2 separate regions of the Mus musculus genome follow, and region 2 is linked to region 1. A link is a loop called in an ENCODE intact Hi-C map of the cell type or tissue named here. Cell type or tissue: heart. All regions are shown on one strand. Links, peaks and the distances in the headings refer to the core of each region. The heading gives the core; the rest is flanking DNA. Region 1 holds the start of Pip4p2 (phosphatidylinositol-4,5-bisphosphate 4-phosphatase 2). Region 2 overlaps Pip4p2 (phosphatidylinositol-4,5-bisphosphate 4-phosphatase 2).

Region 1 (15,875 bases), core at 5,380-13,379:
TCCCTTAACTCAAGTAATTGAATTATAATAACATAAAAATCAAGTTTTCATATTTATCAAGAACATGCATTTCAGCATCATAGACTGACAGGACATTTCTTGTGACTTCCAGTGGGTCTCCGAATCTTTGGCAAATAACAAACATTTAAACAAAGTTTACGTGTGTGTGTGTGTGTGTGTGTGTGTGTGTGTGTGTGTGTGTGTGTGAAGAATAAGTCCTTCCATCTATATTATTTCTTCTTATCAACAGATTACCAACCTTGGTTCTTCAAGTATGCAGGGAGATTCTCCAGCCCATCAAGTGGGTCTGGATGTTTTGATTCATATAATATGGTTAATTAAACACCCCTTAACATAGGTTATACAATTATTTCCAGGAATAGAGTCATACTTGTGCACACTCTAAACACCCTAGTTTTATTTCAGAAGGAAATATTCATGCTGATGCATTAACCTGCCCAATTTTTACTTCTCCAGAAGAAAATTGGGAAGGGGCGTGCATTCGTCAATACAGATGGAGCAACTAAAACATGGATTTCTCTTCAGCTCCTTCAGCACTGGGCCAGCAAAGACACTGGCTGAAGGCAAGAAGACAGTGGAAGTCACCAAAAAGATAGTGAACTTCTAGTAAAAGGGCAAAGAGAGATATCAGATACCATATCATCAGAAGTAGAGTCTGTCCACCTGGGCCCAAGTTGGGACCTATGCAATGCAGGAGCAGTTACTTTATTGATTATGCTGTGTTTATGAGTGGACCTTGAGACCATAATAGGCTCATCCATTCATCTTGGAAATGGACTGGATTTAACTTTACCTTGGAATTTGAATCACATCCCATTTGTGTAGGACATCATAACATTGGTCTTCCTATTAAAGGTTATATATGGACATATATTCTACAAGATACTAGAACTGAAAATCACATGGGTCTCTTTTCAAGATATTCTCTAGATTTTTCTGATCAATACAGTAACATAACTAATAGACATAGTTTGGATCTCTGTTCTTGTTGGCAGAGTATTGCACACAATGCTTTCATTGTTGTGTATAGGCTACTAATGCATCAAATGACAACTAGATTTATGTACAACATCTCAAACCAAGACCATTCTGGATATCCTGCATTTAAAAAATAAAAAGGAGAGCTAGAAAGATGGCTCAGCGGTTAAGAGCACAGACTGCTCTTCCAGAGGTCCTATATTCAATTCCCAGCAACCACATGGTGGCTCACAAACCATCTGTAATGGGATTCGATGCCTTCTTCTGGTGTGTCTGAAGACAGAGACAGTGTACTCATATAAACAAAATAAATAATTCTTTAAAAATAAAAATAAAAAAGGTGTTAGGTGTGGGCAGTGGTAGTACAAGCCTTTAATCCCAGCACTTGGAAGGCAGAGACAGGCAGATCTCTGAGTTCAAGGCCAACCTGGTCTATATAGTGATTTCCAGAACAGCCTGAATATACAGACATCTTATCTAGAAAAAACAAAATGAATAAATAAAAATAAATGCAAAAGTAAAAAAGGAGGTAGATGTTGGAACATAGTTCAAAATGGAGTCCTGCAAGGGGCATTTTGCATGCTTGTGAGAAAATTCCAAGAAACAAGAGTCTTGTGACCTCAGTTTCTTAAAAAAAAAACACTGAATTATTCTTGGAACGTGCTTTGGATTTGAATGTTCTTGGAACTGTGCCCCGTCTTCCAAGGTATAGTGGCTAGGACTGAGTTTACTTCAGCTGTTGTTATTCATATGCCACATATGGCTTGTCCTTGTGGTTGAACAAAGGATTCACGTGATTCTTCTTAACCCTCAGAGGATAAATTTCCTGATGCTCTAAATGAAGTTGACCACTGCATGAAACTTCAGTATGTCTCATTGTTAGGCCTTGCATGCTGCCAACTAAAGCAGTAAACACTCAAGCAAATGGATTTTTTTTTCCACCATGACACTTCTTCTTCATGGAAGTGTGCATCACAGGTGGATGGCACACGCCCTGGCACACTCCTGTGGCCCTGAGGAGCTCTGAGTCGATGCTCATGTATTTAGCTCTGGCCAGTACACGAACAGCACGTTCTGGGTTTCAAGTCAGGCCCCTTAGTTCTAGGCTCATAGATCCTGTAAATCAATTCATGTCATTTCTTTTTTGGATATTTAGAAGCACATGAGGTGCCTCATATCTAAAGCTAAGTTTGGGATCTGTCTTCTTGGAAACTTGCTCCTTTTCTGGTGTTCTCTGTTTTAGTGCAGTCAGAGAAGTCATAGAGTTGCAGAAGCAGAATTCTTGGAGATCCTCGTCATCATCCTTGCACTCCCAGTAGCTGTCCATCGACAAGGTCAGTTCCATCTTCCCTTTGATTTGCTTTGGATTTGGCAGCGCTGGGAACTAAGCCCGAGGCTTTTCTCTTCTACTCAAATCGTCTGCCACTGGGTTTGATCTCCATCCCTTTGTTCATTGTTGCATGTGTTTTTCGAGACAGGATCTTGTTAAATTGACTTAGCCCCCAAACTACAGTTCTCCTGAGTAGCTGGAATTATAGGTATATGCCTCGATGCTTAGCTTTAGTCTCCCTCCTAAACCTCATCTCTTGGCTTTTATCCCTACATATAACCTGGTTACAGCAAAATTAAATTTGTTGGAATTATTACTGCATTCAATAAGACAGTTATCCCTATATACTCTGGTCAACCATCTAATTTATCTATTTTATAGAGTGATTTAAAATAGAGATCTGACACACTATTTTTGTTTAAAGAAAATACCCTTCATATGGCCTGTAATGCTCTCAAATCAACTCATATTCATTGTAGGGTCCCTTGGTGCAGCAGAACAAATCACTCAAAAATATAGTATCATAAACAGCAATTCTGTGAGTTGTTCAGCATCAGTTTGGGATGTTGTTACTTACAATCTCTTCTGTAGACGTAGTAACAGTTTGGCTTTAGTTAGTGTGATTTGAAGACTTGTCTGTGTAGTGTTATCCAAAACATTGACATGTCTGAAGGTTGGTCAGACACTGTTCTTTTTTTGTGGGCTTTTTGAATGGTTGGTTTTGGCTTTCTCTAAGCATGACTGTGTCCAGTCATCCTATTTCTTACACAAGTTACTTTTTCCAAAGTGCAATAATGTCCAAAGCAAAAACGATAATGTCTTCTCATTAACATCTAATCTCATTCAGCATATCTCCTACCTTATTCTGGAGTCTAAACCAAGTCATGGGGTCAGTCCTCATTGAAAGGCGGAGGCTCTATAACACTTGAATGTCTGAAAACAAAGTTATTATGAGGCAAGGAAATCTATGGAGACTATCAACCACACCTACCTCTCTAATCTCATTTTGTAGCACTTGTCCTACATTGCCCTATTTCTACTTTAGCAACATTGGATTTCCTCCCCTGATCCCTCACCATTCCCCATTCGGATACTGTGGGTTTTTTTGGTTGTTTTGGGTGTGTGTGTGTGTGTTTCATACTACTTGCTTTGCATACAACGTCCATCTGGATAACTCCTGTTCCACCTTAGATTCCAATCACAGCTCAGGAAAGCCTTTCTTGTCTCCCGTAGCCAGGTTAAATCAATGAATGTGGTCGAGGCACTAAACATGTTGCAAATATGGTCCTTGTCCCCTTTGCATTTTGTGTTTCTGTGGATGATTGTGCAATTCGTCCCTATTATATCATAAGAGAAAAGGAACCTAGTCTGTTTTTCCTTTCCTACCACAGAGCTTGGCTAAAATGCCAGGATTGGTTGAAGAATGAATGAAAGAAACAAGCCTAGAAGACCCGTCTCTCTGTTTATAACATAGTATCTCCCTTTCTGAACGATATGCAAGTACATAAGCCCATTCCCATTGTCAATACTTAGACAACCTGGAATTCGAAACATAATTTATACAGAATTTGTAAGGTGAACTATTAATTTTTGCCAACTTGACACAAAATGTGGTTGCCTGGGCAGAGGGAACCTCAGCTGAGGAATTGCCTCCCCAGGACTGGTCTGCGGGCATGCCTATGGAACATTTTCCTAGTTAATAATTGGCATGGGAAGTATCAGCCCACTGTGGGCAGTGGTTCTGCCATTAGGCAGGTGGTTCTGGGCTGCAGAAGGAAGCAAGCTGAGCGAGCCACGAGAAACAAGCCAATGAGCAGCACCCCTCCACCAATTCTGCTTCAGAGCCTGCCTGCAGATTCCTACCTTGAACGCCTGCTCTGGCTTCCCAAGCTGGAATAAACCCTTTCCTCACAAATCGCTTTTGGTCATAGTGTTTTATTACATCAAAAGAGAAGCAAACTGGGATGCAAATGTAAAAGTTCTATCGTTCTGCCATATATTGTCTCAAAGGGAACCATTTAATCGATCCAAACTATTCAAGTTTATAGTACTTTTCCCCCTACTTTCATTTCAAATGAAACTAATATCTATTTTTTTAATTGCTACGCCTTAACATAAGCTGGCTTATTTTTTTTCTTTTTCCAGTTTTTATTAGGTATTTTCTTCATTTACATTTCAAATGCTATCCCGAAAGTCCCTTATACACTCCCCCAACCCTGCTCCCCTATACACTCACTCCCACTTCTTGGCCTTGGTGTTCCCCTATACTGGGGCATATAAAGTTTGGAAGACCAATGGGCCTCTCTTTCCACTGATGGCCAACTAGGCCATCTTCTGATACATATGCAGCTAGAGACACAAGCTCTGGAGATACTGATTAGTTCATATTGTTGTTCCACCTATAGTGTTGCAGACCTCTTTAGCTCCTTGGGTACTTTCTCTAGCTCCTCCATTGGGGGCCCTGTGTTCCATCCAATAGATGACTGTGAGCCACAAGCTGGCTTATATACCAGAGTATTGTAGTCAGGAGAGAAGCTACCCAGTATTGATATTGGGGACCACCCACATTCTACTCAGAAACTCGGGTGGATAGTTTCAAGGATGTCTTAGTTAAGGTTTACTGCTGTGAACAGACACCATGACCAATGCAAGTCTTATAAAAGACAACATTTAATTGGGGCTCGCTTATAGGTTCAGAGGCTCAGTCCCATTATCATCAGGGCAAGAACACGGCAGCATTCAGGCAGACATGGTGCAGGAGGAGCTGAGAGTTCTACCCCTTCATCCAAAGACTACTAGCAGAATACTAACTTTCAGGCAGCTAAGACAAGCGTATTAAAGCCCACACCCACAAGTCCACACTTACTCCAACAAGGCCACACCTCTCAACAGTGCCACTCCATGGCCCAAGCATATACAAACCATCACAAAAGACTGCATAGAATTCTTCTTGGGCAAAACCTAATGTCCAATGCTAAATGTTCTCCACTATATTATTAATAGCCTACCCTGAAATAACCCAAAAGTCACTATTTCTTCTCAAGAGATAGGAATGATAATTCACGATCCTTAGAAAGTGATGCAAAGAAGGAGCTGATGAGGTGGCTCAGTGGTTAAGAGCACATACCTCTCTTGTAGAGGACCCACATGGGACTCCAGTTCCACGGAATCCAATGCTCTCTGCCAGCATCCTCGACCACCTGCACACACATGCTGCACATACACACACACACACATGCTGCACACACACACACACACACACTCACACACACACACACTCAGGCACATACACATAAGATAAAAAAATAAATCTTTAAAAAGAGTGGCACAAAGCAATGGATTATAAAATGTTGTGGTTAAGCCTCCTCCTCCTCTTCCTCTTCCTCCTCCTCCTCGCCCTCTTTTTAACCTATTAAACATCTGAGTAATTAGGATATAAAGACAGTGAAGCTGATCACGTGTTTACTACGGAAGCATGAGGACTGACGTCTGGATCCCTAGAACACACATAGAAAGCTGGGTGTGGTGGTGCACACTAGAACCCCCGGCATGAGGAGTAAGAGGCCGGAGGACCTGTGGGCTTTGATAGTCATCTCGAATTGCTTAGTCAATTAGCTCCAGGTTGACTGAGAGACTCTGTCTCAAAAACTGAATTAGAAAATGACAGAGAGACATGATTGTGGACCTGTAGCACTTGTACACACAAACACGTATAATACACACACACACAGAGTTTGAATAATTATAGTTGGTATCGTAAACTAAAATTACCCACCAAAATGTATATTCAATTTCTAGTCACTGGTTTTCAACTAAAAAGCTTACTATTTGCAGCTATTAACAGAATCTGATGATAAAAGAAGTCTTAAAATCTGAACTGCCAGAGATTAGTGTCGAATACCTTTAATCCCAGAACTCCAGAGGCAGAGGCAGGCAGATCTCTGAGTTCAAGGCCAGCCTGGTCTACACAGTGAGTTCTAGGACAGCCAGGGTTATACAGAGAAACCCTGTCTGAGGAAAAAACAAAAACAAAACAAAACAAAACAAAAGCATCTGAACTGAATCACTCTGGAATTTATTCTTTCTCTCCACTACCTGAGCTCCATAAAGGCCCAGTTTTAGTCAGCCTGACTCAGAGAAGTGTAGCATGTGACATACTGTGAGGGCCCATAAAGTTCCTGAATGAATGAATGAATGAATGAATGAATGGGACAGTGTCCAAGATTTAGAACGTGTGTATTACTCAAATAGTTGTTAGTAATCAAGAAAAGATACTGTCATCATGCGAATAAAATGACTTTGCTTGGGCTGGTGAAATGGCTCAGTGGGTAAGAGCACCCAAATGCTCTTCCGAAGGTCCAAAGTTCAAATCCCAGCAACCACATGGTGGCTCACAACCATCTGTAACATGATCTGACGCCCTCTTCTGGAGTGTCTGAAGACAGCTACAGTGTACTTACATATAATAAATAAATAAATCTTAAAAAAAATGACTTTGCTTCTCATTTACGTTTCTTCCTTCATAGATGTTATCCCATATATTAGTGTTTTAAATATCTCCATCGTTTCCAAAAAAAAAATTATTGTACTCTTAGGCCAAAGGAGTTAAAAGATCTTTAAGTTAAGAGATCTTTAGAGTAAAATGACTTCTTTTCAGTGCTTGATTGGAAATGCCACTCTCTTTGTAGTTTGAGGAATCTGATCAAATTAAGGAAATCTATAGAGAACAATGAAGTCTATGCAGGTCCATATATATATATACATATATATATGTGTGTGTGTGTGTGTGTGTTTGTCCTAAACACAGATTGACTAAAATAAGGAAAAGGTATTTCCATTACTTCAGTCCAAACTCAGTCCCTTAATAAATCATCAATTTTATTCCATAGACAAAAATTAATAAAACTGAAACACTCATTCAGGAACCTGTGACTAAGGATTAGATAGTACAATATTAATATCAAATGGCCAGTAAGGGAAATCCCCCGACTTCTGGCCAACAAGGGTCACTTGTACGTTTTCTGTGTGTCAGTTCCCTTGGACTTTGCCCCTTTCCTCTCAGGCTGTCAATCACTCTGAATTACTCCCAGCTAACCACAGTTTTCCTTTGTTCTGCTTCTGTTTATAGATTGAGACCCAGAATGTTGATTTTCAAGTTATAAAATGTTAAAAAGAAATGTTAAATGCCAGACAACTTCAACCTGTTGTAGTGTTTCCCGCCCCCCCCCGCGCCCCCCCCTGCCCCATTTCAGACATGAACTTAGAAGTTGTGTTACAAGACACGTGACCTGCTTATATTCCCAAAACACTATTAACTTTGGCCTCCTTGGGTTTTAAACTTCATTCACATCCAGCCAAAAGAGCAAGATGAAGTAAGGTACGCTTGCACGTGCCATATTTAATGATCTCTGTAAGGCTTGCCTTCCAGACTACCGTAGTAAACACTCCCAAAGACTTTGAACAAAGACAGTGCTTGAATAAATCGAATCCTTTGGTAAAGAGACTTCTCCTTCACCACACCATTTCTCCAAATCCCTTTTTAATTCTACACTGAAAAACAAAACTAAAAATATATACGGTATAAACTTGGGGAACTTTTTAGAAGTTAATTTCAACCTCACCCAGACATGCATTTAAAAAATTCCTCCTTCCTAACGGAAGGCTCTTCATTCACCACTGAAGCTATGAAACACACTCCTTACAGGCAGCAATGCCCGTAGCTTAGGAATTTCGGACATATTAGGGATAAACTCTGTTGCTTCTGGTTAGGCAGTTCCCTGCTTGCACTCCGGGGCCGAGTGTAAGGGACTAAGATGTTTCCTGCTGAAGTCCTCTCAAGGGCAGATGCCAGGGTGAGCAGTGCCCCGTGTTTTTCAGCAACCGAAAGCACTTGTGAATGACTGAAGGATCTGCACCACCGCCCAGCTGCACTTAGGGGCTGCTTTGGAAACAGCAGCTCGGAGCTTGGGAAAATTCATGTCCGATCCTGAAGCTGGGAAGGAAGTGTTCAAGCACACACTCCACACCACAAGCAGCAGCAGCGAAGCCCTGCAGACAGGCTTTCGGGTAGGCAGGCAGAGCCTGGGAAGGCATCCTTTTCCCCCAGCCCAAGGGAGAAGCTCTCCTCCGCCTCCGCGCTAGAGCTCCCCGGCATTCATCCTTCCATCCTTCCAGACGTTTCTGCGAGAAGCAGAAAGGTCTATGCCGGCCTTACCTCTGGGGCTGCTTTCCTGCAAGTACGGCGGGGCTGTGGGAGTGACATTTCCCGAATGGGATGCTGACAGCAGAGGCGAACGTTCGTCCACCCCGTCAGCAGCCATGACTGCAGCGACAGCGCGGCGGGCCGCGGGTTGAGCTGGGCTGCGGCTAGGGAGGAGGTGGTGGCCAGCAATGCCGCCGCGCCGCCGCTACGGCCTCCGGGAGGGCCCAGGATGTGTCACAAGGCAGGAGGCGGGGGAGGGGAGGGTGCGGGACCGCGAGGCCGGGGGAAGGGAAGCACGCCGGGAGGCATGCTGGGGGAGGGGACTGGAGAGGAAAGAAAGAGCCCGGGAGGAGGAGGAGGAGGAGGAGGAGAAGGAGGAGGGAGGGAAGAAGTGTGGAGGGAAAGCCAGCCAGTCTGAGAAAAGGGGAGACGGGAGGACTGATTAGGAAGTGGGGGAGGGGAAGAGATCAAGTAAGCAAGAGGAGGGGCAAAGGGAAAGAGAGGGTGAGGAATCTTTTAAACTAAGGGAACCGAGGATAAAGAGCAGCTTTGAGAGGCACTGAAAGGCCTGTACTGGATTACGGGCAAAACCAGAGCAATCAAGTTCAGCTCCTCCAGGAAGTAGGAGAGTCTAACTTGTCTGGTAAACTTTGCAGCTGGGTGAAGAAAACTTATTTCTTGGGTTATCATTTTCTTCGGAGAGGTTTCTTCTTTGTTATGAACCATAGCTGAGAATCTGTTGTCTGAGAAATGTTGGTGCCTGCGCATTAGGCTTTCCTCTTTTCCTTGATTTTTTTTTTTAGGAATAAGAGTGCTGACATTTGATTTTTGGCACTTTAAGCATAAGTGTTAACTTTTACAACTTCCGTTTTACAAAATAGACTGTCATTTTAGTTTTTGTAGAATAATGGGGCTTTTTTGTATAATGTAAAAATTAAACCTTTTTCCTACAAAAGATTTTTCTTTTTTTAAAAAAAGGTCATTGTACTGAAGAGCTAGCACACTGATTAAGGTGCTCACTGATCTTGCTTAGGTCACAAAAGCCAGTTCTCAGCACCCACATTTCGTGGCTCACAAACCACCTGTAACTCTAGTAAAAGGAATCCAATACCTTCATCAGGCCTACATCAACACACACACTCACACACACAGTTTTTTTAATAAATGTTTTTAAATACTCAACAGACTTATTGTCTTATTTTCTATTTACATTTTTGTTACCCTTTTTTGATGTTTTGTCATTTGATTCCAATGCGATTTACATTTTTTAAAAAAACAACAGAAACAAACCAAAGTTTAGAACACATCCAAATAAAAATGCAATCAGAATAATAGCTTTCCTGCTGAGGTTCTTCTGAGTGACTTCGGAAGAATTATTTACTCACCTTCCAGGTGTCCCCAAGTATCTAGGGTGTGGTCTCCATGCTCAAGGTGGCTGAAAAGTCCCACAGTGAAATAGCTGTACCGGAGATTGGGAGTTGCCCCTTACATTTCAGTCCGTATAAACAGCAGACATTCGAAACTACTCAAATCACATTTAGGATCCTCAAGTTGCTCTCTGAAGACATACTCTTTCTTCCTGAATCTATAAAGTACCAACTGGAAACCCTAAGGGAAGGTAAAGAACAATGTTTTCTTTCATGTAGCATCTTTGGGCGGCCAATAACAGGAAGATACAATGCAATATAAAGATCTTATTATGGTGTGACCCCTATGAGAACTTAGATGGGTCTCCAGTAGACTGGGGTTTGAAAACTCACGATGTGTCACTCCCAGCAAAAAAAAAAAAAAAAAAAAAAAAAAAAAGAGCTTATCCGTTGAAGAATGAGTACCAGTACCTCACAGTAAAGATCGCTGAGTTGAAGAAAATTACAAAACCAATTCACAGAACCCTGCTTTTACCCTAGTCATGTTTTGGATTGTCCTGCAAAGGCTTGTATGTAAAAGACTGGTTCCCCGCAGAAACAGTACTGGGAGGGGTTGTCAAAGGTTAAGAGGAAGAGCCTTTGGGTGATCAAAGGTGTACACCCTTAAAAGAAAATGCGTTGCTGTCTTGTATCCCATACGTCTCCACACTTTGCTTGCTCTGTGATGAGAGGCCGAGTTACTCCCACCGTTGATTTTCTCTTTGCCATCTGAAGCGCTCATCAGAGGACAACTTCTACCTTGTACTTGAATTGCCGGAATGAGCTAAATAAGGTATTTGCCTCCTGTGTTTGTTTGTAGTGAGGCAAAGTTGACAGTAGAGCTCATGTTCTGTCATGCCACCCCCTACTCCATTTTAACAGTATATTTACAGTTGCATTATCCTCCTACTGTCTATCTCCAATTGACAGATGAAGTCAGAAGACAAAGATCTTTTGGGGAGAGTCCTTTTTAAATTTTTGATTACCTCATTCCCCCTTTTCTTTCCTCCTTCAAGTCCTCCCACACACTCCTCCATTCCCTTTCAGATTCATAGCCCCTTTTTATTTGATTATTATTATTGCATATATATATATACATATACATAAGTGTATCAATACAGCCAGCTGAGTCTGTTGATTGTATGTACACAATTTCAGGCCCTATCAATTGGTATTATATAAACAGTGGCTCATTCCTGGGGAAGACTAGTTCTCCATTGACTATAGTTCTTCGTCCAGGAATAGGGTCCTTTGAGATTTCGCCCTTCCGATTTAATATGTCTGTTACTGTTGTCATTGTTTGACATATTGTTGAGGAATCATGGGTGTAGATTCCCTGTCATTTCTTTTTTTTAAATTAAGATTTATTTATTATTTATATGTAAATACATTGTAGCTGTCTTCAGACACACCAGAAGAAGGCATCAGATCTCATTATGGATAGTTGTGAGCCACCATGTGGTTACTGGGATTTGAACTCAGGACCTTTGGAAGAGAAGTCAGTGCTCTTAACTGCCGAGCCATCTCTCCAGCCCCTTCCCTGTCATTTCTAAGAGATATAATTTCACTGGTCCTCTGGGTCCTACAATTTCTCTACTCCCTCTTCTGACATGTTTCCTGTCTTAGTTATGGTTTCTATTACTGTGAAGAGACACCATGGCCAAGGCAACTCTAATACAGAAAAACATTTAATTGGGGCTGTCTTACGGTTTCAGAGATTCACTCCATTATCATCATGGTAAGAATTGTGACAGCAGCAGGCAGGCAGGCATGGTGCTGGAGAAGGAGCTGAGAGTCCTACATCTTGATCTAGCAGGTGGCAAAGGGAGACTAGCTTCCACATTGGGCAGAACTTGAGCATAAGAAACCTCAAAGTCCACCCCTCCCAGTGACACACTTCTTTCAACAAGGCCATACTTACTCTAGAAAAGCCTCCCCCACTCCTAATAGTGCAACTCCCTATGAGCCAACCATTCAAACACAGGAGTCTATGGGAGATATTCCGATGCAAACCACTATAGTCCCTGAGCCTGGGGTACAGAGGTTGTATTGCTTCTATGTGGAGTTATAGCCCTCGGGGCTGGGTACTCCACTAACTATTCTATTCTGTAGACCAGGCTGGCCTCAAACTCAGAAATCTGCCTACCTCTGCCTCCCAAGTGTCACCACTACCCAGCCCAGTCATATTTCTAATGCTTGCTGTAGGAGGTGATTCTGATCCTAAGGTCTTATTCCTCAACTGGTTCTTGACTGATTAATAAAGATGCAAGGGACCAACTGTTGGATGGAACAAAAGAGGCAGGACTTCCAGCTCCCTGCAGGCACACCAAGAAACCAAGAAGAGGAAGAGGGATTTCTCCATACTTCAGAGGGAGAAAAGTTTAACCTTGTGGGTGGAATGGCCATAGGCTGCTTCCCCAGGTGGGAGATTAGAAATGCAACTAAGGCAAGGGTAGTTTGGGGTTGTTGAACAAGGAGAAGGTAACTGGGACACTAAGCTAAGGGTAGATTAAGAAGTGCTGAGCTAAGAGTATTGGGAAGGGCACGCTACCCACAGGAGACTAAAAGCACCCAACAATTGAGCCAATAAGCCAGGTTGAAATTGAGCTGTGTGTGTGTCTGTGTTTTTCATCCGCGGATCCAATACTCTCTGGGCAGGGGCTGGTAGTGCTGTCCACTCAGAGCTTAAAGTCGGGTAGTAGGAACTACATGCAACAGCTTACCACCAAGATATGAGCACCACAATTGCACCTTTTGGAACATCTTCCCGTGGCAGTCATTGTTGTGGTTCCTAGATGTCACCTCTGGGTAGGGACTATTCATTGTTTTTCTCACTTTGGCAGCTTGTATAGCACCCCCCCTCAAGTACTATGAAAGCTAGTCCTTGAGGAGGAAACAGCCATATGTCTTGTATTCACAATATATCTCCAATGTCTAACATAATATATAGCACATTAACAAGCATATTCTATTTGCCAGACAAATAAGGAAATGATTGAATAAACAAATATTGTATAATCCCAGAGCCTTAATAAAAGTCTTCAGCATGAAAAAGTCTAGAGCAAATCTTGGGATATAGCTTAGGTGATAGAGTACTTACTCACTGTGCACAAGGCCCAGGGTTCACTCCACAGTACTACATAAACTGAGGGAGGTGGTGCACTGTTGTAATCTCAACCCTTAGGAGATGGAGGCAGCAGGAACAGAAAGAAGTTCAAGGCCAGCCTCAGCTACATAACAAGTTTCAGGCCAGCATGGACTATGTGATGAGATCCTGTCTTAGGGTAAGAGTGGGGTTGTCCCCTGTATTGATTGTATAAGCTGGCTGAAACCTCTTGGGATCAAGCAGTCCTTCTGTAACCTGTCTCAGCCTTTAATGTATCCCTGAGACTACACGTGTATACCACTGTGCCTAGATCATTTCATGACTTAAAGAACAATCCTGTATTGCATGGGCATATGTGCATGCACAGGCGAGTGCCCACAGAGTCTAGAAGCTTTGGGTCCCCTGAAGCTAGAATAATTTGTAGCTGTGATCTACCTGACAGGAAATATAATTTGGATCCATTGCAAGAGTAGTATGGGCTCTTAAATGTTGACCCATCCTTGAGGCCTTTCATAACTTTTTAATGAAGATGACAGTATTGCTATTTAACTTAACAATATGTTTTTATTGTTGCAATGTGTCTCTACAACTATAGTTGTACCTATAGAGGGATACGTTTGAAGAATTTTTCCTCTTTTATTTCACCATAAATCAATCCAGAAAGCTATTTTGCTTTACTTTGTCATATGGTGGCGTCCCCATTCAACTTAGAACTTATTTGAAGCTAATGCCAGTTACTCCTTCACTGTAAAAGATAGTAGATCTATGGAGGTTGCATTTACAGTAATACCAAATCAGACAAAAAAAAAAAAATCTCCTAGATGGACATCACTTCATTCTAGTTTCAAGATAACACCATGGCTTACAGTTACTCGATAAAGGTTAAGTAGCACTCACAAGTTCATGATATTTCATTTTTATGACAGGTGACATCTTTATTCACAAGAGAAGCCAATGCATCAGCTATAATGAGAGGTTTTGCTCACACAAGCAATGTGACGTATAGTGTAACTGGACTGCCACCCTAGTTATTTGCTATATAGCAAAGCACATCCAAAGCCAGTTGCTTTACACAATGTGACTGGTTGCACATAATTGTCTGTAGGTTGATTAGGTGACTAGACTTGCATCAACTTAGCCAGCTAAGCTTAGCTGGAAACTTTGCTTATAGCTGGTTTCAGCTAGGACATCTGAGGTGGATGGACATCTCCTCACAATCCTTATGTGCCTTCTAGTATTAAAGCTCTACTCCAAGAGGAAGCCACAGTGAGAGTGCCGTTTCCAACACTGTCACTTTTACAACATGCTTTGGCTGTCAGCGGCTTTCGAATCCTACCTTTGACTCTCGGTTGGTCAACTAGTGATCACCCTTCCTCTTCGAAGTTACAAGGCCAGTGGAGGAATAGGCACTGTTTCTTGGTGGGAGGACCAGCAATCACATCGCAAAGGGGCATGGAACATAAGAAGACAGGATTGTTGAAAGCCATTGTACAGTTATACGACTGTTTACCCTTTATTTACAATGGTCTGTGTCCCACTTTAGGAAAAGACAATTAGATTCCAACTAATGAAATTCTGCTGTGTCCATATTATGTTTTGAAAGTCCTTAAAGGAACTTACATGGAGTATTCATTAGTCCCCTTTGCGAGGTATAGAAGTGGGAACAGTGCAGCACTTAAGACGTTGTGCAAGAATCCACTTATGAATTAAGGAGTTAGTGCCATCTCCAGATTGGATCTGTCGTGGAAGCCAGTTTAGCTCTGTCTATTTAGTGCATGTGACCTATTTGATACTTTGTGCAATTCCTTAGACCTCTGTAAGTCCCCACCAGCAAGTTATTCTGCACCATGCACGGGCCCTCAATGTCTAGCCTCAAAAACATGAGCCAACTAAATGTTTTGTTTTTTAATTTTATTTTTGTTGGTTTGTTTGGTGCCAGTTTTCCAGTTTGTGGTACTCTGTGATAGAAACATAAACTAAGAAAATTCCCCAAATCTACTTTGTACATTGTGTCGCCTAAGCCAAATCCAGGTCCATACAGAGCTCTTTGGTATGTATGTATGTATGTATGTACGTATGTACATGTGTAACTATGATTCCACAGTTCAACTGCTTGGATAGAACAGGATTCTGAAATGTACTGGGGAACAAGTCACTGGTTGCTTGTGTATAACAGTACAGGATTCTCCTTCATGAGGATACAATTCTGCGTGTTCTGGTATTCCATTTTCTGTCTACTGCTTCCCCTCACTCTTGGCCTCCCACTGAACCCATGCTTTTCTGTAAGATATGTTACACTTGATACTGTCTCTTTAAGTCCATATTTCTATAATTTCATTGAATGTAAAATACCCTCTATAAGCTCATAGGCTGGAAATCCTGGTCCCCAGCTGCTGGTGTTCTTTAAGAACGTTGTTGCATTTTTAGGAGGTGGTGCCTTGTTGGAAGAATGAGTCACTGGGGGTGGAACTCGGTGTTTTATGAACTCATTCTATTTCCTGTTCACCTTCTTGTTGGAAGCAAGAAGAGATCCTTGCACGCACAGATCACCAGGGAAACCAGGAATGTTAAGCATGCAGGATTATCCTTTGAAAGGAAAGGCTGTATAACCTGTTTTTTTCCCCATTCTGAAAGCTGGGAATTGGAGGTGAATAACAGCCTGGTGATTTGTGTTATCTGTAGAGCCAGACCATAGCAAGCTTCCACAAACAGGACCAGAAGTGTCCAAGTGTCCTAAATGACTCTTCCATTATCTGTATAGCTAGGAGCTCCCCCAAGCACTCCAAAGGACTGGAGGTGGCTAGTAGCCCAAATGACCACTGTGTTGTCAGT
Region 2 (15,875 bases), core at 4,801-12,800, 58 kb before region 1:
GAGAGGCTGGGTCTGAGGAAAGCCCTGTCTGTGACCCAAGCTCTGGAGCAGGCGCCCAAATCCTTTGTTTCCCCGGTTAAAAGGGCTGGCAGCAGCTCTACCTAGTAGGTGCTGTGGATTCCAGCTGTCGACAAGGATGGTTGTTGAGAAATGGAGCCCAGCCAGCAGGCATACACATTTTTATCATATTACTTTTCTGTTACTGTGTCCAAAAACAAACAAAGCACACACACACACACACACACACACACACACACACACACACACACACCTAACGGGACGGTCTGTTTGGCTCACAGATGGAGGGTATAGTCTCCGATGGTGAAGAAGGTATGGCAAGAGCAGAGGCAGCTGGTCCTATGACGCAGAGGTGAATTGAACACCAGCTCGCTTCCATTCAGTCAGCCCTGCGAGCCTTTCCCAGCCTCATCCCAGTCCAGAAACTCCCGCAGCCGTAGCCAGAGGTTTGTTGCCTAGGTGATTCTAGATCTCAGTTGACAATATCACACTCTGCAGATTACAGGCCTGAAAGCTTCAAATTAGCTAGTCAAAGTCAATTTGAATACAAATCCATTCTTTGCCATCTTTAGTCTCTTGTGATTTTTTTCACCTCAGCATGTCTATAGGCCTGTGACGGAGGACATAAAGATGTGTGTGTGTGTGTGTGTGTGTGTGAGAGAGAGAGAGAGAGAGAGAGAGAGAGAGAGAGAGAGAGAGAGAGAGAGAGAGGCAGACAGACAGGCAGGCAGACAGACATGGGGTGATGGCAGGGTACAGACAGCCCTCACAGAACTTAATACAAAGGGACACAAAGTCAGTTTTGTGGTCTGGGTAAGTACTGGATAAGTAAGTACTGGGTAAGTACTGGATAGGCAAGTACTGGGTAAGTACTGGATAAGTAAGTACTGGGTAAGTACTGGATAAGTAAGGACTGGGTAAGTACTGGATAGGCAAGTACTGGGTAAGTACTGGATAGGCAAGTACTGGGTAAGTACTAGAATAGAACATTCAGGAGTACAGTAGAAAGACAGCTGACACTCAGGCCTTAGGCAAAAGTGTTCCTGGGAAGGCAATGCTTCGGTTGTTTCAGTTACCTGGAAGAAAAATGGAACTACAAAGAAAACAATATTTTTAGTGCAAAGTAAGCAGAGACAGACAAAGAGGAAAACTAAACAAGATGTGATGCAAATCCGATTCTGAGCCTTTATTTAATGGTGGACTTTTTTTTAAATGTATATGAGTACACTGTAGCTGTCTTCAGACACACCAGAAGAAGCCATCAGATTCCATTACAGATGGATGTGAGCCACCATGTGGTTGCTGGGAATTGAACTCAGGACCTCTGGAAGAGCAGTCAGCGCTCGTAACTGCTGAGCCATCTCTCCAGCCCTTAATGGTGGATCTTTTAAGTGACATTTTTAAGGCTTTCAGACAAATGACATGATCAAAATTGATTATTTAAGAGAGCTTTCTAACTGGTACGAATGGTAGGTGTCGTGGGTAGTAGGAGACATGGAAACATAGGCCATTTGTAGACATTTACCAACACTACAAAAAGAAATATCTCTGCATTAAGGATGGAAGATTATTATATTTAATATTCACATATATGAATATTACATTATCTAATTATAGATGGAAGGGAAGAGATCCTAAGAAAGAAATAGTACAGTTTATGGCAGTTTGGACAGGAAAGGAGAATATGATACTAGGATGTCTTGGGTTTGTGACCCAGGATGAATTGAGTCAGCAGTGATGGTATATATATGTGTGTGTGTGTGTGTGTGTGTGTGTGTATATATATATATATATATATATATATATATATATATATGGACATATATGAGAGGTAGGCTTGGGAACAGAAATGAGTTAAGCTGAGACTTACATAGATGAGACTATAATGGCATGTTTAGTTTGTAATATCAAAAGTTATACAGAAAATGTACACTAGTACAATATAGCATACGCATACACATATTTCATAAGCATTATAAATTGGAGAATTAAGAAAAATAGAGCAGTTTAAGAAACTTTAAGAAAAACTTGCACATTTCCAAAGAAAGCCACTGTACCTGAATCACTGAAAATTCAGGGCAATAACAAATTTTACTCATTTAATTGAAGTTCTTTTTTCCCTAATTTGAAGGCTAAAGCACATCTAACCAGAAGGGAACAAGACCCATGAGCTGACAAGTAGAGTGTGGTATAGGTAGTGGAAGTGTTCCTATGAAATCAAAGAATTACAAAGAAAGACACTGTTGGAGGGTCAGAGGTTAAAAAAAAGAAAGGCCCATAAAAGGCCCTGGAGGAAAAGTAAGGTCTGAGAGAATGTTCAAGCATAAAATAATGTTTTATCCATTAGAAAGTTATACTCATAGAAATACAAATGGATATATATTTAATTATTATATATTGTATATAATTATGTAATATATATCACACACATATAAATGAAACAGGAATCGATATGAATAACAGCAATTCAATCCTACAGAAGCATAAAATACAAATGATTGCTTTGTTGTGGCACATTAAATAAAGATGAAAGATCTTTTATTCTTTTATACCAAAATGCATTAAAGGATTTAAGGCTCAATGTGATCATCTGGAAAGTGGAAGGGTGGGGAAGAAATTGGGGAGATGGTAGGAAGGACCCAAAGTAAGACAGATGTTTTTTACAGACACCCAAGTGATGCTTAAGAAACCTTTGTACAAACAAGTGTGTTCCTGAAAGAAAGTGCATGTGGCTAAGAGCAAGCACGGACAGATGCAGAGGGCATGAGGAGGCATGAGGAGTTAGAAACTATTGACTTGGGCACTGCGGTGAACATAAAAATAAAGCTTTCTGGTTTCTCTGAGGAGGCACAGGACTCGGGAATAAAGGGAAAGGAAGATCTAAAACTGAAAAGGACAGATGTCCCAGCAGAAGCAAAGAGCTGTGAGTCTAGAGCCCAGATTCTCAAGATGTGCGCTGGAACCCATTCGTCACCCAGCTAACTGTGGGGGCTGAAAACAGTTGGCAACAGCAAGTGCAAATTGAATGCATGATGACCAAAAATTCTTTCACAATGAAATACTATCTGAGGCGTGTCTGGTAGTACTCACCCGTGGTGAATGGTTAGCTCTACCGTAGCGTCGGTTCTGAGCACAGCGTGTGTACACGGCACTCTGCAGGCCATAAAGGCACACATGTCAATGATCTAGACTGCTGTGTGCTTTGGGTTCTTGTTCTTTTACTGCACAGAAACGTTTTCTGCTGTGGGGGACTGGAGAGACGGTTCAGCAATTAACATGTACTGCTCTTGCAGAAGACCTGGGTTCAGTTCCCAGTACACCCACAGCCACAGCAGGCAATTCACAATTGCCTGTAGCTCCAGCTTCATGTCTGATACTTTTTGGTCTTGCCAAACATGAGCTCTCAGATACACAAACCAACACATAAACACATCCCCATAAAAGTAATATTAAAGTTTTCTGCTCTTATGTATACAATAGCTAGGGAGCATGCATAAAATAAATGTATTTTAATTATATTGCATTATAATTTTTATTTTACATTTTGAGTTGCTGGATAGAGTTGTATAGAACATTATTCACAGGCTGCTGAGGTGACTTAATGAACAGAAAGCACTTATTTTTTAAGCATAAGTGCCTAAATTTAGATCTTTGGGAGTCACATAGAAGCCAGGAGTTGCCAAGTGCTCCTTTAACCCCTACACTGGGGCACTGGGCAGGGGAGGGTGTAGAAAGATTGCTGCCATTGGTGGCCAGCCAGCTTAGACAAAAAATACAAATTCCATGTTCAGTGAGAGACCCTGTTTCAAACGGATAAGGTAGAGAGTAAGAGAGCAAGATGCTTGACACCATTCTGTGTCTTGGTGTGGACCAGTGCACACACCTGCACACACACATACAACACACACAAGCCAATACTTTGTCTTCATAGTAGGACAAAATTGGCAAGTTTTGAAATGACTCTTAGTATATTTCTGCCATGCTGTACTATGTAATTCTGCAAGCCAGCATTCTGTTGTCAGTATTGACAATAATGGAGTCAAATATGATCGACTAGAAATGGTGATGTTCTGGTGGGAGAAGGGAGGGGAAAAGGGGAACATGATCAGGTATTGGGGGGCCAGGAGTAAGACCCTGAAGGCCAGCAGAATGAATGGAAATATGCAACCTTGGGAGGTGGGGGACCCTCTAGAATGTACCAGAGACCTGGGAAGTGAGAGATTCTCAGGACTCAAAGGCAGTTGATGAAATGTCCAACAGTGGGGAGAGGGAACTTGTAGAGTCCATCTCCAGTAGAAATATAGGGCATCAAGTAGAGGGATGGGTTGCCATCCCATAGGCAAAAACTCTGACCCAGAATTGTTCCTGTCTAAAAGAACTGCAGGGACAAAAATGGAAAAAAAAAAAAAACAGACTGAGGAAAAGGTGGTCCAGTGACCAGCCCAATTTGGGATCCATTTCAAGGGGAGGCTCCAAGGCTTGACACTGTTATTAATGCTATGGTGTGCTTACAGACAGGAGCCTAGCTGCCCCCCCAAGAGGCCCAACAAGCAGCTGACTGAGACAAATGCAGATACTTACACCCAACCAATGGACTGAAGTCAGGACCCCTATGGTTAAATGAGGAAAAGGCTGGAAGAAGCTGAGGAGGAGGGCAACCCCATAGAAAGACCAGCAGTCTCAATTATCCTGGACTGCGAGATCTCTCAGATTCTGAGCCACCAACCAGGCAGCATACACGAGCTGGTACGAGGCCCCTGACACATGTACAGCAGAGGATTGCCTGATCTGGCTTCAGTAAGAGAAGATGCGCCTAACCCTCAAGAGACTTGAGGCCTCAGGGAGTGGGGAGACCTTGGGGTGGGGGGAATGTTGAGGACATCCTTTTGGAGATGGGGGAGGAGGAATAGGATGAGGAACTGCTGGAGGGAGGATCAGGAGGGGGATAACAGCTGGACTGCAAAAAAGATTAAAGATAATTTTTTTAAAAAGAAAGAAAAGAAAATGTTGATGTTCTGTGGCATGCATTATCAAACATTCAAGTTTTAAATTTTATGTAAAACAAGCACATCCATCTCATTAATGTGAAAATCACTCCCTCACTAATAAATGGTAAATTTTTATGTGTTTTAAAATAAAATTCTTCATGTTTTACGTCAGTAAATGTTTTATTTGTGAATTTACTCTATATACCTATAGAGTCAGTATCATGAACATTTCTCAGGAGAAAAGGATTCATAAGCAGAAAACCTTTCAGTGGTTCTGGTCTCGACTGCAATACGACTAAAGCATTCACGTTGACAGTTAACTCGGTATCATGTGACAAGAATGGAAACCACAGTCTGACATCCCCATTGACTGTGAAGATGTGAACAGAGACTTGTGGATGACAGGCAGGCGGTAGGCAGAGAGGGAGCTACATATAATGAATAAAGCAAGCGTGACTGAAGAGACCAGAAGAAAAGCATCACATGGGCTTCTGTCACGCATGCCCTGTTACAAAAGGCTTCAGTCTGAAAAGTCTCCAAGATCGCTCAGATGCCCAACACCTAAGCCAAAGACGTACTTGGTATGGAAATACCAGACATCCCAAGGTTTTAAGAACATGTTATTGATACACTAGGGAGCTGTGGATAGTTTTAATATTTTTACTTGTGTATGTTCACTTGCACATGCATGCTCACACAGGCATGTGGGTGCTCTCAAGGGCAGAAAAGAGTGCTCATGAGTTGTTCAACATGGGTGAGCAAACCTGTGTACTGAAACAGGTTCCAGGCCTTTGGAAGAGTTAGTACTCTTAGCCACTAAGCCTTCTTTCTAATTCATTTCCATAGTTTAAATCCAAACATTTGAACAGGAATAGGGCACTCAAAGTGTTCAAAAAAAAATTCAACGTTAGCAGAGTCTGTTAGAAAGCTACCTCAGAGCCCGGCGTGGTGGCGCACGCCTTTAATCCCAGCACTTGGGAGGCAGAGGCAGGCGGATTTCTGAGTTCGAGGCCAGCCTGGTCTACAAAGGGAGTTCCAGGACAGCCAGGTCTATACAGAGAAACCCTGTCTCGAAAAACCAAAAAAATAAAGAAAGCTACCTCAGCCAAAGCTTGACAAAACAGGGCTGCAGTAGATCAAAACTCTACCTGCAAAAGTGGCAAATGATGTCAGCGTTTGGAGGCTGATTATGGGATGGATCCCTGGGTATGGCAGTCTCTAGATGGTCCATCCTTTCGTCTCAGCTCCAAACTTTGTCTCTGTAACTCCTTCCGTGGGTGTTTTGCTCCCAATTCTAAGAAGGGGCATAGTGTCCACATTTTGGTCTTCATTCTTCTTGAGTTTCATGTGTTTTGCAGATTGTATCTTGTATCTTGAGTATTCTAAGTTTCTGGGCTAATATCCACTTATCAGTGAGTACATATCATGTGAGTTCCCAGGGCCTAGCAAATATAGAAGTGGATGCTCAGTCAACTATTGGATGGGTCACAGGGTCCCCAATGGAGGAGCTAGAGAAAGTACCCAAGGAGCTAAAGGGGTCTGCAACCCTATAGGTAGAACAACAATATGAACTAACCAGTAACACCCCCCCCCCCACCAGAGCTCATGTTTCTAGCTGCATATGTATCAGAAAATGGCCTAGTTGGCCATCATTGGAAAGAGAGGCCCATCGGTCTTGCAAACTTTATATGCCTCAGTACAGGGGAACGCCAGGGCCAAGAAGTGGGAGGGGGAGGGGAGGAGGGAGGGTATGGGGGTACTTTTGGGATAGCATTGGAAATGTAAATGAAGAAAATACCTAATTAAAAAAAAAGAAAAAAAAGTGGCAAATGATACACCCTCCATAGGACACGTCATTAGCTGCATCTGACACAGTACTGTCTAGAGCATTTCAATTCAAGTGGCGCACATTTAGCAAAATATAAACAGGATAAAACTTAAATGTCTAAGTCAGCATGTAAAATTAACTGAAGACATTTACAGACTTGTTTTTAAGCATGTTGGGCTCTTCCATAACTATTTTAAGTACCATTACAAAAAAAATAAATTCAGTTATATTGTTTAAGGCTCAATCCATGTCAGTTTTCTCATACCTAACAATATTTCCACTCAGTCTTCCTACTATTTAGTTATTAAAAGAAAATATGTTAAATAAATTAAATAATTTATATTTGATGTGGTTGTATATTTCAATACATTTTTGAGCTTTATTATGTTGGAAAAGCTTTCAATTAACATTCCCATTAATTTCGATAAAAAGAGGACATAAGACCCAAAGTCATTAACTAAAATGTGAAGTGCAGTAAAATCTCATACAGTAGAAGGGAGGTGAGCTTTGAAAACTGCTGTCATTTAGTGGTCTTCACCAACTTACCCTCTTCAGAATCTCATGGGTGTGGTGGACATTTAATGTGTGCATACATGAACACACATACATATACACAAACACACACACACATATGAATATATATTCACGTATGGGGAGGGGGGTCAATCTGGTACACAGTATTTTAAACAGACACATATCAGAATCACCTAGCAGTGATTGCTTTGTAGAGTGATTTAAAATCAGCCTTGGAAGGACTCCGGGAGAGCATGTCCGTGCTCTCTGTAAAACAGAAAGGAGCACGTTTCCCTCCTTACCTCCTGTAAATGCACAGCATGTTTTGAGGCATTAGAACAGTAAGCACTTGCCTGTGTCATTGTTAAATTCTTTTCTTTTCTCCTAAAATAACAGATATGTTCACAAAAGATTCTCAGAAGAACCTAATCAGAGCTGGTGAGATGACTCGGTGGGTAGAAGTGCTTGCTGCACAAGTTAGATCTCAGGAGCCGAGCCACAGAATCATGAGGAGCAGTACTGACTCCCAAAGTTGTCCTCTGACCCCACCACATGCATCATGACACATGAACGAACACACAGACACACACACACACACAGAGACACACACAGACACACAGACACACAGACACACACACACACACACACACACACACATCCCAATAATAAAATACTTTTTAAAAGAAAATGTCTAGTCAAAAGTTCATTTTCCCCTCTAAAGCAAATGGGACCTTTAGCACTTTGAGCAGCAGGGGGCGATCGAGTCCTTTGTTTGTGCATTAGGCACTAGGAGGCGGTCTTTCTGCAAACATGCCAGCCCCAGGCTCACTGGGCACTGAGACATGCTGCACACAGAAAAAAGAAGTGATAATATAGGGCATACGGTCTCACAATTTAGAACTGATGGCAAATTTGTGGTGATTTAAGACCAAGCTTTAATATGTATAAAAATCTAAATGAAAGTATGGTATGTGTGTTCATATCATACTTACTGACTTGTAAGTGCAAATTTTGAAATTTTCAACTATTAATGTAGTTAAAAATGTTTTTTTTAATTTTTTATTAGGTATTTAGCTCATTTACATTTCCAATGCTATATATACCAAAAGTCCCCCATACCCACCCACCCCTACTCCCCTACCCACCCACTCCCCCTTTTTGGCCCTGGCATTCCTTTTTTTTTTTTTTTTTTTTAAGATTTATTTATTTATTATATGTAAGTACACTGTAGCTGTCTTCAGACATTCCAGAAGAGGGCATCAGATCTCATTATAGATGGTTGTGAGCCACCATGTGGTTGCTGGGATTTGAACTCCTGACCTTCGGAAGAGCAGTCCGGTGCTCTTACCCACTGAGCCATCTCACCAGCCCCCTTAAAAATGTTTAAATCAGTCTCTCATCATCCAGAGGAAAACTTTTTTTATTTTTTCCTTAGTGTTTAGAGTTTAGACATATACTTTCCCTAAAGGAGATCAAAAAACAAGGATTGTATTGTTTATGCTGTGACTAGGTTCAAACGATAAACAATTTATATTTTTATTCATTTATATTTTATTGTTAAAAATAAAAAACAGGAGCTGGCTCAGCAGGAAAGAGCACTGACTGCTTAACTGAAGGTCCTGAGTTCAAATCCCAGCAACCACATGGTGGCTCACAACCACCCGTAATGAGATCTGACGCTCTCTTCTCGTGTGTCTTAAGACTGCTACAGTGTACTTTTTATAATAATAAATAAATCTTTGGGGCAGAGCGAGCAGGGACTGAGCAAGCAGAGTTGACTGGAGCGAGCAGGGTCGACCAGAGGGAGCAGGGTTGACCAGAGCAAGACAAGTTCCTAAAATTCAATTCCCAACAACCACATGAAGGCTCACAGCCATCTGTACAGCTACAGTGTACTCATATACACAAAATAAAATTTAAAAAATATTTAAAAATAAAATAAAATAAAAATAAATTTAAAAATTATTAAAATAAATTTAAAATATCATTTAAAAAAGATATTTATATTTTGTTTCATGTTATTTATTTATTTATTTGTTTGTTTGTTATTTTTGACAGGTTCTCACCATGTATCCCAGGCTGGCCTGGATTTGCTATATACACCAGGCTGGCACAAAGTTCACAGTCCACCTGCCTCTGCTTCCCAAGTGCTGGGATTAAAGTTGTGTGCCACCACACTTGGCTTATTTCTCCTCTTAGGAACTGCTTCTTCATGTCTTGAGACCCTTCTTGCATCTCAGAGATAGATTCAACTATTTTGAAAAATACCTTCACCAATTTGTCTTTTGCTTTTACTTGTAAATATTTTCATGCACTATTTTTGGATGGGTGTGTCTTTGTTTTGATCACTTCCCATACCAGTCTTTTACATGTTTTGCTTTTAGGTACTATTTGGATTTTTTTTTCATTAACCTTAGATTATAATATGTACCTAAATATTGTAGTTCAAAATACCAAGTATTGCTCTTGCCCTGCTGCACCTGCAGAGGCCACACTGCAGCTGGGACACTGGCTGCAGGGAACCCAGGAGAGAACCATCCAGCTCAGGGAAGGTCCAGACAGGGCCTCCATCCAGCTCAGGAAAGGTCCAGGCAGGGCCTCCAAGCGCAAGTAAAGGCAAAGTCCCCTTAAAGCACACCCAACTGTGGTAAACTGCACCCTGTTCCCTGCACTCCACTTTCCAGCCGATGACTGTACCAGGAACACCAGATAAGAACCCTGCCCCCAACGCCATCCACGCCTCTCATCCCCTGTCTGCCAAATTCCCGTAAAAACACACCCAACAGTTTTTACACAGTCCCCTGCACTCCACAGCTCTACCCGGTTTTTCGGAAGCCCACAGGTACGAGGAACACCAAGCAAGACCCCACCCCAAGCCTTTGGCCACAAAGTCCCGTTAATACACACCCAACAGACTTAAACGGCACCCCATCCCCTGGATTTTATTTTCCAGTCCACAACTCCATGTGCTTTCCTGGAGGCCACTCTGGCACCTGAGACTCCAGGCCACACTGGTATTAGGTACCCCAGAGGCAAGGGCAGCATCCAAAATCCTAGAGGACACACCTTCCTGGACCTGAAAACTCACTAGCCACTAGAACTCCAGGCCAAAAGAGAGAGAGGAAATAGAACCTAAGGAGGGAGGGGGTGTCCAAAAACCACCCATCCAACAAGGATAAACTCAGAAATCAGCCTCTGAACTTATACTCTTCAAATTACTCCACAAAATAAAAACAAAAGGAACACTGTCAAATTCCTTTTATGAAGCCACACAAAGGCTCGTCCAAGAAAGAGAATTTCAGACCGATATCCTTATGAACATTGATGCAAAAATACTTGCAAACTGAATCCAATAACCCATCAAAAACATCATCCACCATGATCAAGTTGGCTTTATCCTAGAAGTGGAGGGATGGTTCAACATACAGAAATCGATCAATGTAATCTACCATATAAACAAACTGAAAGAACAAAACCACATGATCATCTCATTAGATGCTGAAAAGCCTTTAACAAAAATCCAACACCCTTTTATGATATAAGTCTGGGAGAGATCAGGAATACAAGGCATATATCTAAACACAATTAAGGCAATACACATTAAGCTGATACCCAGCTTCAAAATAAATGGACAGAAACTTAAAGCAATTCCACTAAAATCAAGGACTAGACAAAACTGGCACTCTATCTGTACCTATTCAATATAGTACTTGAAGTTTTAGCTAGGACGCAAAAGTGAGCCCCAAAATTCTACCAGAGAACTCCTCTATCTGATTAAAAAAAAAAAAAAAAAAAAAAACAAACCTTCAGCAAAGGGGCTGGATATAAAATTAATCAAAAAAAAAAAAAAAAAAAAAAAAGGCAGTAGCCCTCCAATATACAACTGGTAAATGGGCTAAGGAAGAAATTAGTGAAACAACACCCTTCACAATAGCCAGAAATAATATAAGATATCTTGGTGTAACTCTAACCAAGCAAGTGAAAGACCTATATGACAGGAACTTCAAATCTTTGAAGAAAGAAACTAAAGAAGATAAAGAAGATGGAAAGATCTCCCATACTCATGGATCCATAAGATTAACATAGTAAAACTGGCCATCCTACCAAAAGCAATCTACAGATTCAACACAAGTCCCATCAAAATTCCAACAGAATTCTTTACAAACATTGAAAGAACAGTACTCGACTTCATGTGAAATAAACAAAACAAAACAAAAGGCCAGAACAGCTAAAACAATCCTGTACAATAAAAGAACTTCTGGTAGTGTCACCATTCCCGATTTCAAGCTGTACTACAGAACAAATGCAGACAAGTTCAGTGGAATAGAAATGAAGAACCAGGAGCAAATCCACACACCTACAGACACTTTGACAAAGAACCAAAATTATACAATAGGAAAAAAGAAAGCAAATGGTGCTGGTCTAACTGGATGGTTGCGTGTAGAAGAATGCAAATAGATCCATGCCTGTCACCCTACACAAAACTCAAGTCCAAGTGGATCAAAGACCTCAACTTGAAACCAGATACACTAAATCTAAAGGAACAGAACATAGAGAATAGTCTTGAAAGCGTTGGCACAGCAAACAACTTCCTGAACAGAACACCAACAACCCTGGCACGAAGATCAACGATAAATGGGAATTCGTGAAACTGCAAAACTTCTGTAAGGCAAAAGACAGCATCAAAGGAAAAAACGGCAGCCTACAGAATGGGAAAGATTTTCAACAACTCCGCACATGACAGAGGGCTGATATCCAAAATATATAATGAACTCAAAAAATTAGACACCAACAAAATAAATAACCCAATTAAAAATGGGGTACAGATGTAAACAGAGAATTCTCAGCAGAGGAATCTCTTATAGCCAAAAAGCACATAAAGAAATGTTCACCATCCAAAGTCACAAGGAAAATGCAAATCAAAACAACTCTGAGATCCCAACTTACACCTATCAAAATGGCTACGCTCAAAACCTCAAGTAACAGCTCATGCTGTCGAGGATGTTGAAACAAGGGGAACATTCCTCCATTGCTTGTGGGAGTTCAAACATATACAACCACTTTGGAAATCAATTTGGCAGTTTCTCAGAAAATTGGGCATAGTTCCACCTTAAGACCCAACTATGCCACTCCTGGACATATACCCCCCAAATGCTCCACTATCCTACAAGAACACTTGCTCAACTATGTTCATAGCAGCTTTACTCATAATAGCCATAAACTATATACAACCTAGGCAGCTTCAGAATGGATAAAGAAACTGTGGTAAATTCACACGACGGAGTACTACTCAGTTATTAAAAACAACGAAATCATGAAATTTTCAGACAAATGGATGGAACTAGAAAAGATCATCCTGCATGAGGTAACACAGACCCAGAAAGACAAGCATGGTATGTACTCACTTATAAGTAGTTATTAGCCATAAAGTATAGGCTAACCATGCTATAATCCATAGACCCAAAGAGGCTAAGTAACAATGAGGGGCTAAGGCAGGATGCTTGAATCTGAGAAGGGGAAACACATTTGACATCAGAAGTGGAGGGAGGGGACTGGGTCAAGGAATGGTTGGGGGTGGGAATAGGAGGGGTGAGGTGGAGAGGGGATGGAAGGGGAGACTGTAGGGAAAGAAACATCCTAGCTAGAAACCCAGGACAATGGAAATTCCCTGGAATCTATGAGAGTGATCCTAGCTAAGACTCCTGGCAATAGGGGATAAGGGATCTGAACTGGCTATCACCTATAACCAGGCAAGACTCCTAGCATAACTGTCATCTGAGAGGCTTCACCCAGCAACTGATGCAGAGATGTGGATTGCTGTCTCTATGCAGGTGAGGGCAGGCACAAGTTAAGGCTAAAGCCTGTGACTGGACAGTGGGAAAAGAAGGTGGGTTGAGAGTTTGAGAGACAAGTACAGAGACAGAGAGACAGAGAGGCAGACGGAGATGAGGAGACAAGATGGAATCTATAAGAGAGGAAGAGGAACCAGAACCAAGCAGTCCTCGGAGCCATAAGTACTGGGGACTTCTTAGGTGATTAAATAGTAAGTACGGTGTGTTTGTCCCATCTAAGTGTGCAGCTTGTGTTTATAGCAGTTGAGTTTTAAGTTCTTTATGTGGGTGTTTTGTGGTTGAAAATTCACTGATATAAGTCTGACTGATGAATAACAAGCCTCTAGAGTTTCAATTTTGCCAGGTTACAGGGATCAATGACAGCTAACAACCGGATGGATGGCTGGGAATGTGAGCAGGATCTGCCGCAGGAGTAGGAGTAGGGTAGCTGCCACATGGGGACCATGGAAACCCTGGTGGCAGGAACTGTGATAATGAAACATGGAGCCACAATGTAGGTAGCTGGACACCCCCCTCCCATTTAGGTGGCAGATTGGATCCGCCACTGCAGGGTTTAACAGAACAGCTTACAAAATTAGGATGGTAGCTTCTGTGCCCGGCAATTGTGTTACCTGTTGATTCTAAACTAAGATTGTGTGGTGTTTTCCTTCATTCGGTGACTCAACTGGGTTCCAGAGAAAGGTACGGCAGCAGGGCACCCCAGCCAGCCTTGGGAATTTGGAAGCATGGGGCGGTCATGGCCACAGCCCGCCATGGAAACTTCGCTAGCCCGGTGGAGAGATTTCGGAGCTGAGTTGGCTTGTGTTGGGCTGAGGACAGGCCGGCCTGTCTGCATGTTCCAAGCCAGCGGTAGCATGGATTGCTTTTTTAATATTTCATGCAACACAGAGACCCACAGCCAAACATTAGGTGGAGCCTAGGGAATCCTCTGGAAGAGTGGGAGGAAGAACTGAAGGAGCCAGAGGGGTCAAGGACACCAAAAAAAAAACCTGCAAAATCAACTAACCTGATCCCATAGGGGCTCATAAAGACTAAATTGCTACCCAGAGGGCTACCCAGACATGGGATGGACCTGGGCCTTTCGTACATGTAACAGTTGTACAGCTGAGTCTTCATGTGGGATTCCTAAAGTAAGCTTTAAGCTTTAAGCTACACAGCCTGCCTTTCTCTTATCTGGATGCCTTGTCGCCTTGTCTAGCCTCAACAGAAGATGTACCTAGTCTTACTGCAACTGGATATGCCAAGTCTGGTGGACGCCCATGGGAGGCTTCCCATTTTCTGAGGAGAAGGGGAAGAAGTATGGATGAGGGGAAGGGAGGAAAGGAGAGTGGAGGGGCTAGGCAGAGATGAGGGAGAGGAAGCTGTGACAGGAATGTAAAGTAAACAGACAAATTCATAATAATAATAAAATACAAATAAATACTGACCCAAGTATATATAAGCACTAAAAATAATCCAATCCCCCATGCATATTCATTCTTTCCTTACCAGGAAGGTATCCAAGTGGGGATGAGCATATGAACAAACTGTCACATATATCCATCCCATAGATACATTCCGGAAGGATATTGTCAAATAGCATAGAATACAATGTGAGAGCTGTTACAAAGTACTGTCATTAAGACAAGACACTGATTATTTTATTCTGAATATACAGTGTGCTAACAATACCATAGCATACCAAATAAAAATATTTAAAACATAGTAATGAAAACAGAATAAAAAAGATAAAGGAACATTATCCAAAAATGGTCTGTCTTCCTTAATATGAATATTTCACAGCAAGATCTCAAAGTAAATTTTGGAAATAAAATCTAATTTTTTAGGAAGAAATAGAACAAAGTGATTTTTGAATAATAATCTTTATTAGCATATTTTCAAAGGTACATAGAATCCTGAGCTACTTCATTTATACATTTATCATTTTCTCTTTGAGGTGTAGCTGACTCCGACTTTGCATTAAGTACATTTTCATATTAATCAGGAACATAAATAATTTAGAACATTAGTCTTGTCCCTTGGAATCACCTACTAATGTATTCAGGGCATCTCATTGTCTAATTCTACAATGTGAAAGAGTTTAGACCACTGACTCTCAAGGAATTCCTTCTAAACTGCAAAACTGGGCAGTGCAAGAGCTGAGTCCATGAATTCCACGCGAAGTTTTAGGTGACGATGAAACTCTCTCTCTCTGATCCGTTCTCTTGAAGAAGTCGAGTCATTATCTGACCAGGTGAGAAATGGTAAGAGAATCTCTAATTCTAACTTTCAGCTAAAGCAAAAAAGTCCTAAGTTCTCTTCCCAGAGAAGCGGGTGTACACAGATGTCAAGAAGATAAGTTTACCATGATTGAATGAAAAGGACTGCAACCCAGTGTCAACATGTCTTTGACGAGATGATGAAGTATTATAAAACATGTTGTCTGAAATACTTCCTCCAGTTTATAAAGGAATACATTCAGCAGAGTAACATTAAATTCCATAAATCCAGACCAGATTTTTGTAAATGCTAAATAAAAAGACAAGACTGAAAGGCAAAAAGTCCTGTAATCTTAGAGAAAAGACATTTATCTAACATCTCCAACTGTGGACTATATATATGTTCATCCTAGGTATTTTAATTTACTACCAAAATATTGTATCTTTCTACAAACAATAACAAAAAAAAAAAAAAACA

The links. Hi-C counts contacts between places; a loop is a spot of excess contacts. Peaks named below come from ENCODE experiments on the same cell type or tissue, not always from the same donor. Only the 100,000 strongest peaks of a DNase experiment are listed, where the experiment ranks them.
Region 2: it touches region 1 in a loop (2.1-fold over the local background); 4 of 42 quality-filtered maps call a loop at or near these places.

What each region holds. Positions count from the first base shown.
Region 1 is chr4:14,857,106-14,872,980 of GRCm38, reverse strand. Pip4p2 (phosphatidylinositol-4,5-bisphosphate 4-phosphatase 2) reads right to left here and starts at 8,762. Exons shown (of 7, transcript NM_028264.4): 1 at 8,544-8,762. The coding sequence starts at 8,649. In heart, for the core only: a CTCF peak has its summit at 8,726; DNase peaks (open chromatin) are centred at 8,270 and 8,790; H3K4me3 peaks cover 2,513 bases; H3K27ac peaks cover 3,033 bases.
Region 2 is chr4:14,914,436-14,930,310 of GRCm38, reverse strand. It overlaps Pip4p2 (phosphatidylinositol-4,5-bisphosphate 4-phosphatase 2), which reads right to left. Exons shown (of 7, transcript NM_028264.4): 7 at 15,051-15,875. It also overlaps a transcript of Gm11837 not described here. Among named protein-coding and RNA genes, the nearest start is that of Gm11837, 8.3 kb to the left of the region's middle. In heart, for the core only: a CTCF peak has its summit at 8,126 (motif pointing right); a DNase peak (open chromatin) is centred at 8,140.